2 separate regions of the Mus musculus genome follow, and region 2 is linked to region 1. The links are chromatin loops, found by intact Hi-C in ENCODE. Cell type or tissue: gastrocnemius. All regions are shown on one strand. Each heading gives the region's core, and the rest is flanking DNA. Links, peaks and the distances in the headings are about the cores only. Region 1 holds the start of Atp6v1c1 (ATPase, H+ transporting, lysosomal V1 subunit C1). Region 2 has its middle 22 kb from the start of Gm35248.

Region 1 (11,295 bases), core at 1,019-9,018:
GTAGACCAGGCTGACCTAGAAATCGCAGAGATCTGACCATCTCTGCCTCCCAAAAGCTAGGATTAGAAGTATGCACCACCATGACCTGCTCCCCTCACCCTTTATTTGTTAGGAAATTTAAGCCAGATGTGTGGTGGTGTATTCCTGCAATCATAGCATTCAGGAGGCTGAGAGGTTGCAAGTTCTAGGTTACTGTGGGCAACAGAGTCAACTTGGCTACACCCTAAGACTTTGTCTCAACAGCAAAACAAAAACTTTAACAAAAAGCCAGGCGTGGTGGCGCACACCTTCAATCCCAGCACTTGGGAGGCAGAGGCAGGCAGATTTCTGAGTTTGAGGCCAGCCTGGCCTACAAAGTGAGTTCCAGGACAGCCAGGGCTATACAGAGAAACCCTGTCTTGAAAAACCAAAAACCAAAACAAAACAAACAAAAAAACCAACTTTAAGAAAAACAACAGTGACAACAAACTCCCTAAAGTCTCTGAGGCTCAGGGCTCACCGTGTCTCAAATGCCTGAACCTACATAGCTAGCTCACCACACTGTGGCTCAGAGTCACCATCTGTCTGCCTGTCTGGCCAGGTGCCTCTGGAACTCGGTTACTGCCTTTTTGAGATTCAATCTTTTCTTTGTATTTCAATTCTTTTTATGAAAGTCACCATGACATTACGACCAGCATTTTTTGAGGAGACAAATGAAGCCAGGTGCTTAGTTAACTGCATTATTCACATCATCTTACAGAATCTGCTGTATAAGCCAATTGGGATTTATAGATGGCTAAATTGAGCCCCATAAACATTAGCAAGTAGCAGAGGCCTACTTGACTCATTGTATTAGTCTGTGGCCCTTCCCAGCCCCTGTAAGAAAGGAAAAGCAGCTCTCCTCCCCTTACAAGCCCAGGTTCACTGTGTTCAGGTCTTGATAATCAGAGTATCCTAATATCCCTTCCTACCAAGAACCAGCTATGCCAATAATGTTTTGACAGGCATTTGCTTCCATAATTTATATTAAGTACACTGTCTACTTGTCCAACTTGACCCCAATCAACTTGAGGAAGAAATGGCTTATTTCATTTTACAGCTACAGTCCATCATGGAAGAAAGCAAAGCCAAGTTTTCAAGCAAGAACTTGGTGGCAGGAACTGAAGCACAGATCTTGGAGGAACTCTGTGTGCTGGCTTGCTCTTTACAGCTTGCTCAGTTTGCTTTCTTATACCATCCAGAACTACCTACCTACGGGTGGCACTGACTACATTGGCTAAGCCCTCCCACGGCAATCATTAATCAAGACAATACCTCACAAACAAGTCCCAGGAGACCAGAAGAGGTCACTGAAACTCCTGAAACTGGAAGAGGCTGTGAGCTGCCTGTAGGTGCTGCGAACTGAACTCTAGTCCCCTGCGAGAGCAAAACATCCTCTTAAACACTGAGCCATCTTGTTTTTGAAGGCAGTTGTTTTTGAAGAAAGGCTCCTTCAGCAATACTCTTCTTGGGTTTTCTCCTTTTCACTGTACTTATGAAGTGATCAGTAGCAGCTCAGGGCACCCCGCAACCAAGTTCTTAGCACAAAGATGAGTTATTTGTGCTAGGAGAAAGCAGGTAATAAGAGACAAAGGCAGGCGATAGCAGATGAGGGAGAAGGGAAAGGGATATTTGTCCCAGAGGATGGGGGCACAAAAGACTTCCTCTGGATAGAGAGAAGATAGATGTGGCCCATAGGAAAATGGCAGTTTATAAAGGCAAAAAGGAAAACCCCATGTTAGGGTGAGATGTTTAATTTTAATTGGGCATGCTAACTAGGTGAGTCAAAGGGGGCTTTTGATTGCTGGATTTCAATACTTCAGAAGCTCTGCTGGACCTTGGTAGTCAGCCTCTGGAGGAGGAATTGGCCAAATAGGAAATAGACCGTAGTGGCTGGCTTCAAGAATGTAATCTAATAGATTTTAGCAAGGCAGAGGGAATTGGGGATAAGGGCAAGGTCTGTCAGAGTCACACTCACCTTGGTCGCCATGGTCGCCATGGTCGGGTTGGCCAGAGTTCCTTCAATTTGTATTTCTGTAAATGAGGTATCAATGGAATGCCTGCTTTCTCTCCATCTACCTTATCTGTTGTTTTAAGTGTGTTCAAGATCCTTCAATCAAACTGCTTATTTCATAGATTTCTTCTTCCTGATTCAAAGCTAAATTCAGCAAGCAGTAACCATTCTACAGGCTGGATGTTATACTGTCATGAAATCCCTTGCCAAATAACTTAGTCCATCACTTTGACCTGAACCTTAAAATTTGAAACAAAATTTCAGGACAGAGCTAGAATGCAGCCAAGTTCTTTTCCAGAATCGGATACAAAGGACTTCTAGTCTGATTCCCAGTTAAATCATTGTTCCCATCGAAAACCTAGTGAGTCCAGATTTCCTTTATTCCTGTGGGCATTCTGGTCTTCGGGATCCCACTCACTATGACTCACTAAACTATCCATAAAGCATTCCAGAGCTGCTCTAGGCCACAGCGCCAAACTCTCACACACAGATCCTGCAAACCAATTTCAAAGACTTAAGAAACAGGTTTATTAGACTGAAGAACCCGTTCCTTGCTAACAATTTTGTGTATTGCCTTTTTTTTTTTTTTGTTGCTACAAAATAATCGACAAAAACAAGGAAGGAAGCTGTGGTTTGGTGAACGAGGCATCCTACACAGCCTTAGGAATTTGAATACTTGGTCCCTGTTTGGTGGGACTGTTTGAGGAAATTTAGGGGCTGTGGCCTTGCTGGAGGAAGTATGTCACTGTAAGGGGCAAAGACTCATACCGTTTTTTTCCTTTGCTTTCTGCTTCCTGCTTGTTATTTGATTTGTGAGCTCTCAGCTATTATGATTGCTATGTCTGTCTACTGCCACACTTCCCTGCTGTGATGGTAATGGACTGGAATGTGTTTTATCACAGCAATAGGAAAGCAATGAATACAGAAGGGTTTCTTTTGGCTCACAGTTCAGCAAGGTGGTGAGAGTAATTGTAGCTCTGAAGGCAGGAGTCTGAGAGCCCTGGTTACATTGTATTGGTAGTCAGGAAGCAGAGAGCAATGAATGTTGATGCTTAGCTTTCTCCTTTAAAAAAAGATTATTTATTTGACAATTTTATTACATTTATTTATTTGTGGGTACTACAGCTTGCATGTGGAGATGGGAGGCTATCTTGCAGAATACACTTTGTGGTTCTGGGGATACAATTCAGGCCATCAGTCTTGGTGGTTAGTGCCCCATTACCTGTTGAACCTTCTCTCTCTAATCCTATTTATCATTTTTAAAAGATTAATTTTATTTGTATTTATGTGTATGAGTGTTTTGTCTTCCTGGGAGTGCATATGATTACAGGTTCTGCAGGAGGCCAGATGAAGCCAATCGGATCTCCTGGAGGTAGCTGGAGTCACAAGGCACTCCAGGTGGGTGCCAGTAAGGAATTCAGATCCTCTGTGAGAGCAGTATGTGTTCTTAACCTCAGAGCCATCTCTCTAAGCCTCGAAAAAAAAAAAAAAAACATTCTGTGTTGGTTCCTATCATTCAAGATGCTGCTGCCCATATTCGAGGTGAATGTCCTACATTAAACCTGGCTGGAAACTCCCTCCAAGAGGTTTGTCTCCTAGCAATTCTAAAGCCAGTCAGGTTGACAATGGAAATCTATTATTCCGCTTGCTAGTAAGAACAGCCAGGAGTGCCCACACATTGTGCAAACAGAACCATAACCTCTGGAGCTTCACTTTGCTAAGCTGTAAATCTAAAAACGATTAAAATAGACAAGTCCCCAATCCTCTATGCAACCTAAAATGCTGAGATATGCACCACCTAACTTCTCAACCAATGAGATGTGCACGGTTTGTGAGAGTAGGTTGATATCTATTTTTCTGGAACCCAAGGCTGATGGTTTTTCCCTGTCCATAAACCTTTCTTGACTTCCTGTATCCATTTTGGTACCCCTAAACCAGACAGTTTGGAGTTCCTGGCAAGGGGGTCACTCCACTAGCTAATTCTAAAAAACTAATTAACAATGTTTGGTGCTGAGTAACTAAACCTGAACACTTTATCACTTTATGGAACGAAGTGATACCAGATTGGATGAAAAATATGAAACTACTGAAGTGGATTATTAGAAAAAATTTCCCCGAAACCTGGACTGTCAAAACTTGCAGTGCAGAAGTCAGTGCAGGAGCTTGGGGGAGTCTGAATGGCTGAAACCTGTGGGTAATTTTAGGGTGGGCGGGAATTTTCTGGTGGCTGGCCAACCACCGCAGGTGCATCTGGAGGAGCGGCAAGCTCCGCCCACCCGGAAGCCCGCTCTGCGCGCTCTCTCAGCCCCGCCTTCTCCGGAGGCCTGGCCGCATCGTGATTGCGCGCAGTGGTGCGCGCGCGTAGGCGGAGCGGCGTGCGCCGCGGTCAGCTGACTGCTCCGGCTGGCACGTGACTTGCTCTGGGCGCAGGGGTCGAGGAAGCCGAAAGGCCGGAGCTTAGGTCCGGGAGGGATGGAGCGCTGAGCGGTTAACGTCTACCAGGCTTCCTGCCTCCGCACCTGTCGCCGCCGCCGCCTCCTGAGACACCTCGGGTCAGTGAGCGATAGCCCTGCGGGGAGCTGACGCTGCAGTGGCCGCCGGGGAAGGATGGGGGCGGCGCGGGGGCCTAGACTGTGGCGTCGGACCTGCAACCGGCCTGGGTGCGGGCTCTCCGCATCTCAGGGCCTAGGGTTGGTGTCTTTGGAAGAAGAAGGAGGGGGAAGGGGCCCAGACGGGGAACTCAGTGGCAGAAGGGAGAAGTGTTGTACATTCGGGTCCTTCTTGGGTGGGAATCCCAGCGAGTCCTGGTCACTTGTGAGAAGGTGGACAGTGACAGAATGCCTCAGGTGAGGCTCAGGGTTCACCGGCGTGTGTGTGCAGTCTCCACTGGGTGTTTACGCCTGTATGTGAATAGAAGGGATTACAGTTTTCAGGGCGGAAGGGGTGCCCACTGCAGGCAGGGGGCGGTCACAGAGGACACGGGGGTCATTGTAGGCAGTGGATGAAACAGGAATACAGGCAGCTTAAAAACATTTCACTAGATTGGGGTTGGGGGAGGTTAAACAACATCCCCGAAAAGGAACTGGTGGACAGAGTCTCTTATAAGGCAGATTGAATCACCTATGAGGCATAAGAGGGAAGCTTGTGTTCTTTTCAGAGGAAAAATGTTATCAGGGGGAAAATTGTCTACTCTGTACTTAGTGGTGCCCCGGGAATGAAATGGTCGGGTGTGAATAGCCCAGCCCTAAAAGTTCACATTGATGGTGGGAAGATAAGTCACAGGGGAAAGATGAGGTTGTATAGAACTGGTAAAAACAGAAGGAGGAGAAAAGTATCCTGGAGGAAAGAAAACTTGAGTTTGGGTCTTGGCAAGTCGGTGGGATTGGAGGCAACAGAGGAGAACTTTTTACTCAGTGAAAGCCTCGTTATTTGAGGGCCTGATGAGAGAAGAAGACATGATTTAGGGGTGCCAAAGGCCAGGCTTTTGTAGTAGGCTGCATTGTGGAAAAGTGGGAAATAGTTTTGAAGTCTGGTGATACTTGTTCATATACTGCATGCTCTATGGCTGATACTATGGGAGTGCTAAGGTTTAGGAAGCAGACAGGGACTCTGCTGTCAGAGCTTCCAGACAGATTCAGAGGAGATAGGTTTTAATAGTCGTGCATTTGGCGTGTGATAGAGCACTAACCTTTAGTCCTAGCACTTAGGAGGCAGAGCCAACCAAAGCTAAATAAATAGTGAGACCACTTGTCTCTCTCTCTCTCTCCCTCTCTCTCTCTCTCTCTCTCTCTATATATATATGTATACACACACACACACATATATATATACATCTACATATATACATATATATACACACATATACATAAATGTGTGTGTGTGTGTGTGTGTGTAAAATCTACTCCGAAGGAGTAATGGAGCAGTACAGAGATGTTTCCCAGGAATATGACTTTTGTGGAAGATTCAAAGAAGGCTTTGTTGAGGATATGACTGAGAAGAGGTTGGTGTGAAAAGGGGGTGAGCAGGCAGGAGTGAAAAGGACATTCCAGGTTGAGGGAACAGAGTTTGTCAAGGCCTTGAAGTGAGAGGAGGAACGTGCCTTTCCAGAACTTGCAGAGAACCTGGAATGAGAAAGGTGTGGTGGTGGGATGTGGACAGACTGGCCTGTGTGTGGGGAGAGCTGGAGTCAGACTGCTCAGGGAATCCAGTGAAGATCATAGGTGCTGGAGACAGACTGTGTGTGGCCCTGCAAGTCCTCCACAGTTTGAGCCGCCCTGGCAGGTAGAGTGAGTTGCAGGCCAGCCAGAGCTGCTCTGTGAGAGTGCTTTGGGTTTCTGTGTGCTGTCGAGCTGGAGGAGATAAAGAGCCCTAAGGTGAGCTAAAGTGCTCACGGTGATAATCGCAGTTAAGTCTGGCAACAAGTGAGTCTCGTTGTGCTGAAGTCGGAGCCTCGGCTTTTCTGCTCAAAACTACAGGATCCTTTTGTCTTTTGGTTACTTTGCAGGTACCAGATCGGATCTCAAGAAATAGTGCTCTGCATCCTGAATGCTGAGAGCTAGGGGCTACTCTTAGTCTGCATTTAAACAGGGCAGGATTTACACACACAACACACACACACACATCTTTTTAATTTTTTTTTAATTTTAACTTTTGGAGACAGGGTCCCTGGCTATCCTCGAACTCATTATATAGACCAGGCTGACCTTGAACTCACAGCTATACACCTGCTTCCTGAGTGCTGGGATTAAAGACTTGTGTGTGTGTGTGTGTGTGTGTGTGCATTTCTTTTTTTACTTTTTTTTTTTTTTTGAGACAGGGTTTCTTTATGTATACGAGGTTGTCCTCCAATCCAGCAAGCAGCCTGCCTCAGCTTCTGAGTGCTGGCATGTGCGTGCTTATAATTTTTTTTTTATGTTTATACATTTTTTTATTTTTTTGAGACAGGGTTTCTCTGTTTGGCCCTGGCTGTTCTAGAACTCATTCTGTAGACCAGGCTGGCCTACACCACTCAGCATGTTTATAAATCTTAGCCTTCTTATTTATATTAGTTATTTTGTTTCGTTTTTCTTAAACCTAAAACTTAGGATTCTGCATCATTGTCCTAACTTGTAGGATAATGTCCATTGGTCAAGAGCAAGACCAGCATGCCACAGTGAACTTTGGCAAAGGGCCTCTGCAGGCCACCAGTCCCTTGGTGGGCAGTAAGCCTTCCTTTTGACTTGTGTATCCTGCTGACCTGGAACACTGTCGGCCTGAGCTGGGGCACAGTTCTGTAATCCCTTTCCCCCTTTGTACTTGATTTTGCTTGGAATAACAGTAGTTTTGACTAAGTGTCTGCTATAGTTTGCCTTGTCCAGACTGTATTCCGTCTAAGGTTGTGTTGTTTTCACCATTTGGATGTAGAGCTCTTTCATTTTAACTACAAATTAATTTGCATTTGATTTCCATTTCATCAACATTTTTTCCCTCTTGAGACAAGGTTTCTTTGTGTAACAGCCCTGGCTGGCCTCAAACTCTCTAGAGTTCTGCCTGACTCTGCTTCTGAGAGCTGAAACTAAAGGTATGTGCCAATACGCACCCACTATTATCAGTGTTAAAGACAGCATTAGCATGGTGTTCAAGGCATTAAACCAAGGTGAGCCTTGGACTCCCGATCCTTCTACCTGTGCCTCCTAAGTATCAATTTACAGCCCTGCATCACCGAACTCCTCTCTCATCTGTAAGCCAGGGAAATGCACTTGTTGTTCGCACATGCGCTCGCGTGCGCGCGTGTGCACACACGCACGCACACACACACACACACACACACACACGAGTTCAGAGAATTGAGTCCAGTAGTCAGTGGAGGAGAGGTGCTTCTGTTATGGCAGGATAAGACATACATCTGAAGTGAGGAACGTGGTGGGCGTTTGAAAATACAATGTTGGATGAACATTTTATAGATAGAGGTTGATGCCATTTGTGATGCACACCTTTAATCTCAGTACTTGTGAGACAAAGGCACGAGAATCTCTGAGTTCAGTGTCAGCCAGGGCTATATATTACCGAGTGGGCATTTACTAAGCGATTAAAGCAGACTGAATAAAGAGGCTACTTAAGTTAACACAATTAACTGTCACATTAACTTTTTAAAATAAATTATTTTTATTTTGTGTGTGAGTGTTTTGTGTGCATGTATGTTATATATACCACTTGTGCCTGGTACTTTTGGAAGCCAGAAAAGGGCATTGGATCCCCTGGAACTGGATGGTGGTTGTGAGCTGAGAGGAGAGTTGGGAACTGAACCTGGTTCCTCTGCAAGAGCAGCAAATGCTCTTAACTGTTGAGCCGTCTCCGGCCCCTGGCCTATTAACTTCACCATTGAGGTTGTACCAGTTTAGGGCTTCAGAACTATAATGCTAACATTATTTTAGACAAAAGTCTCCCATGTTTAGACATGTCCGTCCACCACATTCTGACTAGTACTTGAAATAGTCCTGTGCATTTCTCACGGAGACAGATAAGCATGCACTGTTATTACATACTTTGGCAAATATTCAACATTGAAGATACAGAAAATAAGAGTAATACTTTTGTGAATTCAGTTTTTCTTTTATGGTTTTTACTATTAACTGGAGAAACACATTTTACTATTTTTAACTGTATGAGAACTTAAATAGATGGATGAAATCAGTCTCAGTAAGTATAGTTACTAGCTATGACTTTGGACAGATATCTTCATTAACTGTTCTCTGCTCTAAAGGAGCAGTGAAGCATCTGCTCTAGAGGAATTTATCACCAAATTGTTTAACATATTGAAGTGCTTTTCATTACTCATGATTCAGTATGTGTTGTCCTTGAAGCAGTTTTTATTTTAAGGGAGGCGATGTGAGGAATTGAATCAGACAGAGTCTTGTGTGTAGCTAGACAGGAGTGTATTCTATATGTTAGCCATGTCCCTAGCCCTGATTTTAGACCTTTAACTTGAATTTCAGACTTGAACATAGTATATCTGAGAGATCATTATAAATTAAAAATGATTATATAAATGACCAGCCACAAAGAAAAGGGAAGTCCTGAGAGCTGGGCTCAGGGGCTCTTGAGGTATGGGTTGTGTGGAGGTCAGAAGACAACTTTGAGCATTGATTTCTTCCTGTGGTTTCTATTGCACTGTGTACACCAGGGTGGCTGACTTGTAAGCTTCTGGGTGAGTCTTCTGTCATTGCCTCTCATCTTTTACTGGGGTTACACTGTGTGCCACCGAGGCTGCCCTCTTTACTCAGGTTCTGGGGACAGAACTTGGATCCCCAGGCTGAACAGCCAGGGCTCTTACCCCTCTCCTTGGCCCTGTTGTTTTTGTTTTATAAGCTAGGGTTTCACACTGGCCCAGGTTGGCCTCATGCTCCTTATAAAGTCCAAGCTAGCCCCAAACTCTCACCTTTTAGTCTCCTAGATGCTGAGATTCTAAAGGTGAGTCACTTTCCCAGGTTGAGAGAGCTCTAGTTAATGGCTTTCAATGATAGACAGATTGCACTTGTTGGCCACTGTGTCAATTCAAGTATAATAGCTTTACCAGAAATTACTAGGTACTTTCCAACATTGTATTTTGTATAGTGACTTTCTTTTATTCTTTTTGAAATATCCTCATGTAACCTAGGCTGGTCTCAACTAGAACTAAATATAATCAAGGATGACCTTGAACTTTGGATCCTCCTGTCTCTACTTCCCAGGTGCTAGGAATACTGGTGTGCTACCTACCACACATAACTTAGGAGGTGTTGGGGATAGAACCCAGGGCTTCAGGCTTGCTAGACAAGTACTCTGCCAACAGAGCTACTTTCTTCGTCTCCAAAGAATGGGTTTTGAGTACATTCCAAGAGGACAGCGGGCTGGGGTAGTAACGGAAATTTGCTCTGCTGGTCCTAACATGCCTTGGAGTCTTCCTACTTGTTGATAGGTGTCTGCAAAACTCTCTGTTTACAAATCTATTTCTTGACAGTGGGATGACAAGATAGCTGTTTATAAACAAAACTGATTAGAGATTGCTTTCTTTCATATCTAAATGTGCTGAAGACACTTAGGTAGTCTTTAAGTAAATATTGTTTCACTTAAAAATTTGAAAAAGTTAAGATGTATTTATTGATAATACATAGTTTGTCAGTTCTAGATCTCATATATATCTTGGAAATATTGAAAGGTAAGCTCTCCTTTAGTTGCTAGAAACAATTAAACAAGTCAGGAACAAGTTCCCCTCCACCAGTTATGACTAAGATGCTTCTGCTGTGAAGGGTAGCATTTTTACATGCAGAGAGGAAACACTTCTTTGTATAGGATAAATGGTATTGTAAGGGTAGGTGTGACAACTTTGTCTCATCTTGACCCCTCTGTAAAGGTGGAGTGCTGTTTGGAGGGCTGTTGTGCTGTTACCTCAACCTGCCATTTCCTACGCCTGTTGGAATAAACTGCTTTAGTATGCTTGGCCGTCAGCATCTTCCCTCTTCCCTGTCTCCTTGTCACTACACACATGCCCTGTGCACTTTAAACCATCCAGTATTAACTGTCAGTGTTAAATGTGCAGTGGACGGGCTGTGTAAGTTGTTGTTCTGCTTTAAGGAATAATGATAAAGGAAGAGTCCATATCTAGACATGGATATCACTGGTACATATGTCCTCACAATATTTTTTGACTTTTAAAAACTGTTTGTGTATGTGTGTGTGTGTGTGTGTGTGTGTGTGTGTGTGTGTATGTGTGTATGTATGTGTGTATGTGTGTATGTATGCATGTGTCACAGTGCTTTTGTGAAGGTCATCATATGACTTGCAGGTGTGTGTGTGGTCAATGCCCTCCATCATGGAGTTCCTGTAGAGTGTGGGTGTGGTGTGTGGTCAGTGCTCTCATCATGGAGTTCTTGTGTATTGGGGTTTGGGTCATCGGGCTTGGTGGCAAATACCCTTACCCACTGAGCCATCTCACTGGCTCTCCTCCAGATAGGACACCTTGGGTGTGGAAGACTGACTGACTGTAATTTGAAGGACCAAAAAGGAAGTCATTTTGCATCTAGACCATCTTCCACCCTTAATTCATATGGAATTGCACTTACTGTTAGGGATGAGTGCATTTCAGAGAAACAGTGTACTGCCAGCCAGCTAGCAGCCTTCCTTCTTGCCTTTATCCATCCTTCCTTTTGAGACAAAGTCTTACTGTGTTCAAGCTGACCTGGAAGTCACCATTGTCATACAGGATAGCCCCAACCTTGCTGCATCGGCTTTCCAAGCGCTGGGGT
Region 2 (11,295 bases), core at 2,087-10,086, 380 kb before region 1:
GCCTTCCTCGAGCTGAGACACTTTAATACAGTTCTTCATGGTGCCATGACCTTCAACCATAAAGTGATTTTCATTGCTACTTTATAACTGTAATTTGCTACTGTTATATGAATCATAATGTAAATATCTGTGTTTTCTGATAGTCTTAGGTGACCCCATGAAGAGACCATTCACCTCTCAAAGGCGTCACAACCCACAGGTTGAGAACCACACTGCCCTAGTGAAAGTTCTTATCAAAAGGAAGAGAAGAGCAGTCTAATGGATACCCTAGGACTGGCACAGTGCTGAAGGGCCTTCTGGGACTGTTGGAGGACAAGATTCACAACTGAAGTTCTCTGCCCCAGGCTGTTTCCCCAGACACACAAGTCAACAGCTGAACACACCCTTCAGCTATCTGCTCATTTGGAGACTGGAAAGTTAAACATTGCTCATACTGCGTTTGAGAGACTTCCTACCACTGAGACTCCTTGACCATTTGGGATGCTCAAAAGCTTCCAAGAAAGCATCATGTGACAGGCTGGGTGTTAGAGAGCTGGGACACTGCACCTGGATACTGCCACGCTCTAGTCTTTTTACTACTTGACACTCATTAAACAAATACAGATAGGTGGAGTGGTGGCTCGATTCCCAACAGCAAAACAAAACCCCAAAGCAAAGGATGTGAAGACAAACCTGGTATAAGGAAGTTTCTCTGGGGGAGGGAAGGGCATGAGGACCTGAAGAAGGGGCAGAGGCAGACAGACAGGAGCAGAGGCAGACAGACAGGAGCAGAGCCAGGAGGGCAGAGAAGAGGGGACAGAGGAGGACACACACACACACACACACACACACACACACACGGAGAGAGAGAGAGAGAGAGAGAGAGAGAGAGAGAGAGAGAGAGAGAGAGAGAGAGAGAGAGAGAGAGAGAACAACTAGGAACAGATGGGAACAAAGAGACAGAGAAAGAAAAAGAGAGAGTCAGAAAGACAGAGGGACAAAGAGCAGGGGTAGCAAGCAGTGCTTTTTATAAACCACTTGGTGCATCACCTGTACCTGGAGGTATGGTGGCAGGTGATGATGTAAGCAGTTGCTAGGTCCCTGGGGGAATTCTAGTGCCATGGCCTATAAGCTGACAACTTATATGAACAATGTCTTAGAAAAAACATGAAGGACCAAAGTGTGTGTGTGTGTTTGTGTATGCTTATGTAGAGATTATATTATGTATAGATGACATAAGTAAATTCTTATTGAATGACAAAAACACTAAGAGATTCTGGGTACTTACACTATGAGATGACATTAGAGCTTAAGCCCAGCAAGACTTGAGTATTTATTGCCACCCAAACTAAGCATACAGGCAGTGTCTGTATCATGGAAGCTGCCGAGTTGCACCTTTGGCCGACCTTACATGGTAAAGCTCTTAAAATAACAGTGCCTCTGATCCGAGCCTGGTGGTATGTTGTGGGTTGGTCTTATGCTCTGTGTATCCAGATGCTGATTCCGGGGCAGGACATCTAGTTACAGTCTAGACACAGGCGCTGTAATGGATATTGAAGACTCCCCTGTATCAGTGTGATGTAAAGAAAGTTCCCCAATTATCACTGATTGATTAATAAGAAGGCTGAACAGCCAGTGACGGGGCAGAGGAGATAGAAAGGCTGAACTTCTGATCCCGGTGAGGGAGAGGAGCCAGGAGAAGGATTTGGCCATGAGGCAGGTGGAGGTCAAAAAGCAGGACCATGAGATGGAAAAAAAGGGAAGAAGATTGGCCGTGAGGTCAGGCATGAGAAGGAGCCATCAAGGGAGTTCTCCATGAGCACAGACAGCTACAGCGGAGTGAGCCAAGGAGAGACTAAACACAAGTTACTCAGAGCGAGAGGCTGGCAAGTAGCTAGAGAGCGTAGAGGGTTAGGAATATCTGCTCAGTTATTGTTCTTAAAACGTGTTGAATAAATCAGTAGGTTTCCGACTCGATTATTTGGGAGCTAGCCCGGTTAGAAAAAACTGTCACTTTTAAATTTCATCGTATAATGGTGCATGGTCATAATCCTAGCACTCAGGAGGCTGAGACAGGCAGATGGGGTGTTCAAGGCCTGCTTGAGTTGCATAGCAAGACGCTGTCACAAAACAATTAGACAAAACAGAACAGAATGCCTCTGCCTTGGCTACTCACTGAAGTTCCTTTCTGACACAGATGACACTTCGGAGCTTAAGCATGGCCACTTCCCCAGGACGTGCACCACTATCTGCCTCTCTGCTGATTGGAAGCCTCTGTCTGTGAATTTTGGCCTGGAATGTGAACCACATCAAACTGCTATTCTGACTGTGGAACGGGAGTCACGGGAGCCATTCAGCTGCAGTGACATGATAGTGTGCATAAGAACATAGATGCTCTCTCTAAATAAGACGGAGCACCAATTCCAGTGGCAAGGACACCAGCTGTCACCTGGAAGCTGCAGTGGTGGTGGCCCTCAACCCCATTTGCACACTGAAAACCCCTGGGGAACTTGGGAGAAACAATTACCAGGGCTTCCACTCACCGGGAGAGATGCCCTTTCACCTGTGGGTGCAGCACGGTGACAGAATCTGCTGAAAACCCATGGTTTCCCAATGCTCAGCTTCCTGACCCTGTGACACAAAGAAAAGTAACTCAAGGAATGGGAGACTTGCGCTTCATTTTAGAACATTCCACTCTGGCCACTCAGGATCACCTCTTCCAGTCTGTGGCAGGGCAGAACACTGTGGCAGGGACCACAGTTGGAGAAACCTGCTCACCTTGTTGTGACATGAAAGAAGGGGACACCCCCTCCAAACACACACACTCCTCACACTCTAATGTATGCACATATGCGCGCGCGCGCGCACACACACACACACATACACACATACACACACACACACGTACACACACACACACATACATACACACACGTACACACACATCCTAATGCATGCACACAAACATCCACATCCAATATATGCACACTCACCCACCCACCACTGGCTTCTTTACAATAGGCCCCACTCCCTGAAGGTTCTACTGCCTCCCAGTAGCTCTGTCATCTGGGGGCCGAACCTTAAATACAAAACCTTAAGGGACTTTTAAGATTCAAACCATAACAGGTAGCCTCTCTTAAGGGTGCTGCTGGATCATTCCATGACCCACAAGCACCCCGACTCGCTGACGTGTGAATTATAAACAACAGCAGCAAAACCAGCTGCCCACAGGACAGAGATTTAAGCATGTAGTCTTTGGGGGGAAGTGAAATCTTGAGTGGCCATTTTACTTCGGACGTAGCTCAAGAAGGAAAGAATAGTGAATAGTGCTGTGTCCTCTCCAGGAGTCTGACGACTGTCCGACCATGATCTCTGTCTTGCCTCACTTCTGGGGAAGATATCCTCTCGCAGTAGAGGGCTTTGCTCCAAGATCTCAGAGCTTAGTGGTTGGGACACCATTCCTGCATCATTTGGCTCTCTGATCACTGACAGACACTTTCAGGGTGCTCATGTGTCTGACTGGTAGCTGTGACATAGATGCCTATGACTGGCAGCCTATGGGACAGTTGTTGCAGGATAGCTGATCACAGTGTGAACTCCAAGATTGTATAGTTTACCGGAAAAACCTGTTTCTGGCTGTGGTGTGGCTCAGCCTTAGAATACACCTTTAATTCAAGAGCTTTCTGTTTATTGTAAACAAGATTAAACAAAGTCAGTCATAAGCCAAGAGGCAGAGCAAGCAACCTGTTGACAGGGAGTGGACATAACAAAAAGAAAACAGAGTAAGAAGAGGTCAGGAGGCTGGATAGAGAGACGCACAGGAAGTAGAGTGGAGGGACACTCAGTGATGCACAGGAAGTAGAGTGGAGGGACACTCAGTCTGAGGGTTTTGGAGATGGCATGGAGAAGAAGAGCTTTCCTTTTGGAATGTCGGCTGTGGAGGAAGGTCAGCTGGGTGCTTTCTCTGTCTCTCTGAGTTAACAGGCTTTCACCCCAGCATTGGGCTCTTAAGTCTTCATTATTAAAAATCAAACAAATTGAGATTTTGTTTTAAAACAAGCAGCTCAGAAATAGAGCCCTTGCCTGGCTTGTGTGGACTCGGGGTCAGATTCATAGCACTCAGCAGGCATGGAGGGAGGCTCAAAGAAATACCTTCCATCCACCACATTGGGCTCAAACATTGGTGTTTTCTGTCACAACCAGATGGGTGGACCAGAAGGGAAGATGATGTCCTAGCTCTCTGGTCCTCAGAAGGAGAGGGGACACTGAGCCCCACAGCTGCTGATGGGTGTCTCCTTGATTTCAGCAAGATGACATCTTCGGTCCTACTGCCAGAGTCTCAGTGACCATGACAGGCTTGCGGCCCTGTCAAGCTGGTGGAAACTTGGGGTCTTTGGTAATTATTAGAGTTTTTGAGCAGCTGTAGGAAGAAGGCATACACCGGTAGAAAAAAACCACAAATTTTTCCTGCTCATTTTCAGTGCTCATTTTCTCTTCCCTGTGAATGGAGGTTGGAACCCGAGGCCCTCAGCTCCAGGAAGCATCTACGGTGGCCTCTGTGGAGTCTCCCGGGAGCTGCGCTGTGGAAACCCCGTGTTTCCTTTAAGGGGGGACTGCTCTGTGCTGATGCTTTCACACACCCAGGCTCTTATTTTGCTTTCATTCTTTAAATTTTAGAGTGAAATAACCACAGTACAAATGCTACCATGTTAACTTTTTAAAATTCAGTTATTCATTAGGTGTTTGGTGGTTTGGGGCTTTGTTTTATTTTGAGACAAGAGCTCACATTACTCAGGCTTTGAACTCCAAATTGTCTTAACCCCCCAGTGTTGTACACACCATGCCTGGCGTAACCACTTTTGAGTGCGCAGTCTCTGCAGCCTCATGTTCATCCATTGGGAACTGAGACTACCCACTATCCATTTCCACTTTTAAAAAATATATCTCATTTCCACCTCTCAAGCTTTGTTTTTTTTTTAATATTTATTTACTTATTTATTTATTTATTTATTTAATGTATATGAGTATACCATTGCTCTTTTCAGACATACCAGAAGAGGGCATTGGATACCATTATATGGTAGTGAGCAACCATGTGGTTGCTAGGATTGAACTCAGGACCTCTGGCAGAGCAGTTGGTGCTCTTAACCACTGAGCCATCTCTCCAACTCTCCATTTCCATTCTTCCAGTTTCTGTACTAACGTTCATTTTGATTTAACATCAGGTCTCCTTTCTCCTCTCTTTATTTTTTCTCTTCTGGTTCTGAGAATTGAACTCAGGGCCTGTGTATGTCACCACAAACATCCTACCAGCAGAGCTACCTGGCCACCCTTTCCCTTCCTCATGGTTCCCGGTAGTGGCCCACTTTTTTTCTCAGTGAACTCATCCACTGGTGGCATCCTATAGACGTGGGATCAGACTGTGGGTTTATGTCACCTGGGGTAACATGATGCTTTACCCATGCCGTACCATGTGTCACAAGTCCCTTCCTTCTGAAGGCTGAATAACATCACATGTTTATATGCCATGTTTTTTATTTAAAAGGTTTGTCTTGGTTATTGTTATTGTGTGTATATGTGATATATTCGTGAATCTGTGAGTGGAAGCATGCCTCTGGGGGGGTGTGCACGTGTATGTACATGCAAATGAAGTCAGCTCTGGAAGTCAGTCTTCCCACAGTGGCAGTGATTCCAGGGGCCTAGCCTCAGGTGACCAGGCTTCTGCCCTGTGAACCATCTCACCAGCCCTTGCCACTGTCACTTATAATTTCTTTTTGATGGACTTTCAGACTGCTTCACCTTTTGGTTACTGTGAATAGTACTAACCTGAATAAGGTGGGGGTATCATTACCAATTTAAGGGCCGGAGATAGAATGTAGTTGGTAGAACTCTTGGCTGGCACACATAGAACCCTGGGTTAGGTCACAGCACCACATGAACCTGCATGTGGTAGGTAAATGTAGGGGGATTAGAAGTTCAAGGCCAGCCTGGGCTCCATGAAGTGGTTTTTAAAATGATACCAGCTCTCTCTCCTCTCCGCTCTGTGGGGATGCTTGGTCTTGCGTTCCTAATCCTCCTGCCTCTGTTTCCTAGGTGCTAGAATTACAGACATGTACCACCGTGTCTCACTGTGGTTCAATGTTGTTGTTTCTTTGCTGTTGTTATTGTTTTTTAGGAAGATTCTCATATAGACCAGGCTGGCCTCAAACTCCCCATATATCAAAGAATGGCTTTGAACTCCTGATCCTGCGCCTCACTTCCTAAGTGTTGGGTTGTAGGTCTGTGCTTCTATGCCAGGCTATTCAAAATGATTTGACAGGGTGGGGTGAGCCAGTTCTTGAAATGTAGCCAGGTTGGCCTTGCACGCACTATTAATGAATACCACTATATTTGTAGCGAGGAGAGCCCACATAGCAGAGCTTCCTGAAGGACTCCAACTCGCTGCCGCTGATCAGGTCCCCTGGCACTTTTGCTTGGGACCCGCCATCTTCCCAGGCAGGCTCTGCCATACCTGTGCTATCTGGATGTTTGCACACAGCCCACCAAGACCACCAGGCAGTAGATGCCCCTCTCTTCCAGACAGCCAGACCAATACAACTTGGCACTTGGGACTGGAATCTGCTCAGGGTAGATGCTGACTTCAGACTTGTCACCAGCTGCTTCCTTTCTCACCAGGAGGCTAGAGCCAAGAAACAGGCCAAGGGAGGTCACTGAACCTTGGCAGTTTAACCTTTGCACCACCACAGGCAGCCATCAAGTAAGCCTCGTCAGAAGTGACTTGGCCCCTCCCAGGGTTGGTTCAAGTGTGTCATCGAGGTTTCTCCCTGTTCTTGTCCCCACCCACATTTGATCTTCCCTTCCTAAGTTTCCATTAAACATTTGCCCAGTCTCCCAGAATACTGACCTGGGAAACTTCCCAGAAATCTGAATGATCCTTGACTCAAAATTCATGGGTTAGTTTTCAGCTTGCTTTCATTTCCCTTATTTCTGTCATGTCATTTCACCCCGCTATGGCCTTGCACAGACATATAAGGTATCATTGCCACAATGACAGTGGAGCAAGGCAGAAGAAGGGTTCGAGGTTACAAGGCCAAGGGGCAGAATTTACACCAGGACCACAGTCTGAATGGATGCCTCTGCCCAGACTTTGCATGCACCTGGGAAAAGATCCTCAAGCGTGACAGGCCTAAAGACCCCTCCTGAAGGCATCTTCAAAGCCCACCCCCATAACCTTCCCCAGCAATCCATGGACTGACCAGAGCAGTGCTCACACTCTGCAGGCCTCATCAGCTTCTGTGGTCGGCAAAAAGGAGGGATTTTATTTTTCAGCTGACAAAGTGGAAGCTGTCAGGAAAAGCATGCCTGTCACCCCTGACATCTCTCAAGCCTGTCACCCAAACTACACAGGAGATCCTCTTAGGAGTGACCAACCCACCAAAATAAAAGGCATAACTAAGGCCCTGAGCCCACTGTCTGGCAGGTTGCTGGCATCCTCTCATGCTGACTTCTTCCTTCCTTCCTTCCTTCCTTCCTTCCTTCCTTCCTTCCTTCCTTCCTTCCTTCTCTTTTCTGTATTGTGCTAGCTTTCCTCTCAGGGCTCTTAAGGGGACTCAGGGCCTCATGTATAGCTGGGCATATTCTTACTCCACTCACACTAATTTTAGATTTTGCCCTACTTTTGTTTTTAGGTGTCTTGGGAGGTGTTTTTCAGTGCGGGAGGGAAGATCAAACCCAGGGCCCAGAGCCCTCACCGTGTTAGCACTCTACCACTGGGCAGCAGCCCAGGCCTTTGACATCTTTTAAAAACCACTTTCGAAAGCTGGAGATGTAGCTCAGTTGGCAGATTGCTTTCCTGACATGCGTCCTGGGTTTGATCCCCAGCAACACATAAATTCAGATGTGGTCCCAGCACTCGGGACAGGCAGGAAGATCAGAAGTTCAAAGTTTCCCTCAGCTACAGAATGAATTTGAGACTAACCTGAGCTGCATGAGACCTTGTCACAAGCCAACACACACTGTCATTTATTCACCACAGTCCTCCTGCCTTTCAGCCCATTCAAGCTTGACTGTTCCTTTCTCATACCCAAGGTGCCTTAGACAAAAAGTACCTCAGGCCTCTGATGAAAGCAGTCTGTTTACTGCCACGGTCCAGCTTGGATGACAGCACCATTCGGTTGCCAAAGCTCAGGATCTAAACGGCCCTGCCTTTTACTGTACCCAGGCGGTGCAGGGCACTTCTATTTCCTGTGCTCCCTGCCTCTCTCCGAGCCTGTACGGGTCCTGCAGCCTGTTTCTCAGGGCGGTGTTCCTTGAGTTGAGGGGGGGTATCACGAGAACAATTATGGACCATGAAGGGGAACCCACGTGGCTTTGGCTAAAGCCCACACAGAAGATGGTGTGGGAAGGTATGAGTCCCGACAGTGGACAGCCTACTCTGCAGTGTCTTCCTTCATGTGTGGTCTGAGACACTCTAGGGCGTCTCTCTTCTGCTCAGTGACATTCTCCTGAAAATCAACTTGCAGCTTGCTTCTGATTATAAATGTTCATGAGTACACACAACATTGAAGATCCAAGGAAATACTGTATGAGATTAAAAACAAATCACTAACCATCCTATTGCCTAGAACCTCTGTATTGTCATCCTGTACATGAACAGTTGCTCCTGCATCCACAGGGAACTGACTGTATCCAGAACTTGAGATTCTAAAATTCAGGGGCTTCAGTCTCTCAAAGGTTCACTTTATGTGTGAGTGCTTTGGACATGGAACCAGTGAGGGGAATGCAGTGTGTAACAGAGTGAATGCAAAATCCAATGTCAATGTTTTTCACAGAATGCATTTCAGTTTCTCTCTCTGTGTTCTTGCCTAAAACCACCAAGTCCCTAAAGCAAAGGTGTTCTGTGCTAACTGGTTTCCAAGGGTCCCCTGGGACAGCAGTGGGACTGTGGCTTCTGCTGCAGGAGAACTGGCTGGTGAACGCAAGGGTCACCTAGGGTGAGGGTTGGACAGGCCCTGTTTGTCCTCTGAAAAAGGCCACCTCAGTCATACTGGTGACAAAGCGCCAGCACACTCTCAGTGTGTCCCCGGGAGTGCAGACAGTGTGTGCCCGTGAGTACAGTGTGAACATGTGAATACAGACAGGATGAACATGTGAATACAGACAGTGTGCCCGTGAGTACAGACAGTGTGAACATGTGAATACAGACAGGATGCACCTTTGAGTACAGACAGACAGTGTGTATCTGTGAGTACAGACAGACAGTGTGCATCCATGAGTACAGACAGGCAGCTTTGCCCATTAGCTAATATGGAGGAGATCAGGCCAGCAAGTCTCCCTGGAGTCTTTCTGCTCTTTCACACCATTCTGTCAGTGACTGGAGGAGCAAGTCTGTTGTTCTTTACTTGGCAGCCCTCACAAGTTTACTCAGACTTTTTCTTTTTTTTTCTTTTCTTTTCTTTTCTTTTTCCTTTTCTTTCCTTCTCTTCTCTTTTCTTTTCTTTTTTTTAATATTCATTCATTCATTCATTCATTCATTCATTTATTATATGTAAGTATACTGTAGCTGTCTTCAGACACACCAGAAGAGGGATTCAGATCGAGTTACGGATGGTTGTGAGCCACCATGTGGTTGCTGGGATTTGAACTCAGGACCTTTGGAAGAGCAGTCGGTGCTCCTAATCACTGAGCCCTCTCACCAGCCCCCACTCAGGCTTTTTCTGGCTGGTTTCAGAATAAGTCTGAAATGGACAACGGGCAAGATTATGGGAGGACAGTGGAGAGGAAGGAGCGATTTCCAGACAGAGGTAACATGAGTTTCTACACACCGGAAGGGCAGCATGATGGGGAGGGAGGTGGTAAGAGAGTACGTACTGGGTGGGCACATGGCTCAGCACGCAAAGGCACTTGGCACCTAACTGTGCAAACCTAACAACATGCACACACACACACACACACGCACACACACACCACATGCACACACACATACACGCACACACACACACCACACGCGCACACACCACACACGTGCACACACACACCACACGCACACACACACACACGCACACACACATACATACACACACACACACACACACACCACAGTGGTGATGATGTTGATGGTTTTACTTACTATATACTTCGATTTATTTTTATTTTGTGTGTATGAATGTTTTGTCTGCATGTCTGTTGGAAGAAGGTCTTATCTCCTGGGACTGGAATCCCGGATGCCCAAGAGCCCCACAGGATCAGTAGTATGTGTTCTTAACCCGCTGAGCCATTTCTCTAGCCCCATTAAATATAATATTTTAAGAGATAACATAAGCTAACATTAATTTATGTGTGTTTGTTTGTTTATGTTTTTTGAGACAAGTACTCACATAGTAGCTTAGAATCTGCTATAGCTTGGGTCAGCATCGGACTTGAGACTGCTTGCTGTTCTCCGTGCCCCGCCCAGTGTGAACACAGGTGAGTACAGCCACACCTTCTCTTGTAGTTAACGTTTATTGAGCACCTGGCTCTGCAATACAACTCAAATGCACATTGAGCCATCCTTTAAACAAAGTTGTCTGAGTAAATATTAGTGTAGTGTCCACTTCATCTTTGAGAAAAAACAACATGGCGTTTCCTCCAGGCAGTCAAACAGTTTGTTCAGGATGAGCTAAGAGGAAACCCAGGCTGGATTCAGAAGCGGGGTAGTAGTTTGCTTTCAACCTTCAAAGCAGTGGAGAATGAACCAGGAATGAAACGTTCTTCCCCTGGGAGTTCAGGGCTGAGCCCTGACCCAAAACCCTGCCTGCAGACTCTAATCCCAGATGTAGCCCCTGGGCAGGTTAAGCACTAAAGCAGCAAAACCAGACTAGTGGAGTAGCTGGGGGCCAAGGTCAAGTTTCCACCCGGTTTTCTTCCTCAGTGGCTGTTGACCCGGTAGTTACAGCTGCAACGACCACCCAGGGTGTCTGCACACTGGCCCAGCCCTGCAGGGCAGTCTGGGTGCCGCCACTGCTGGCTGTCTTTAAAGAGCATTTGTTACACAGTTGCTGAAAAAGGCCTGCAGACAAAGTGGAACAATGCCCCACAAAATGGAAACTCAGAAAAAAAGAAAAGAAAAGAAAACCAAAAACCATCAACACCTCTTCACTCCAGCATGGAGGAAGCCCCAGCTTTTGGCCAGGGGCTTAGGACTTGAGTCACTCCCGAGTGTGGAGCCTTTGTCTTCCAGGGAATTCTGCCATTTGTCCTTAAAGGCAAAAATCGGAGCCAGGAGAGTTAGACACATACCGAGGCCAGAAGGAGCAGTTGAGGGTAGGACGGAGTAGC

What was found. Hi-C counts contacts between places; a loop is a spot of excess contacts. Peaks named below come from ENCODE experiments on the same cell type or tissue, not always from the same donor. Only the 100,000 strongest peaks of a DNase experiment are listed, where the experiment ranks them.
Region 2: it touches region 1 in a loop (2.4-fold over the local background); 6 of 42 quality-filtered maps call a loop at or near these places.

What each region holds. Positions count from the first base shown.
Region 1 is chr15:38,657,500-38,668,794 of GRCm38, forward strand. It overlaps Atp6v1c1 (ATPase, H+ transporting, lysosomal V1 subunit C1), which reads left to right and starts at 4,405. Exons shown (of 13, transcript NM_025494.3): 1 at 4,405-4,584. In gastrocnemius, for the core only: no CTCF peak of the experiment used is centred there; a DNase peak (open chromatin) is centred at 4,367; H3K4me3 peaks cover 1,940 bases; H3K27ac peaks cover 1,564 bases.
Region 2 is chr15:38,271,503-38,282,797 of GRCm38, forward strand. No RefSeq gene overlaps it. Among named protein-coding and RNA genes, the nearest start is that of Gm35248, 22 kb to the right of the region's middle. In gastrocnemius, for the core only: no CTCF peak of the experiment used is centred there; a DNase peak (open chromatin) is centred at 6,643; H3K27ac peaks cover 1,346 bases.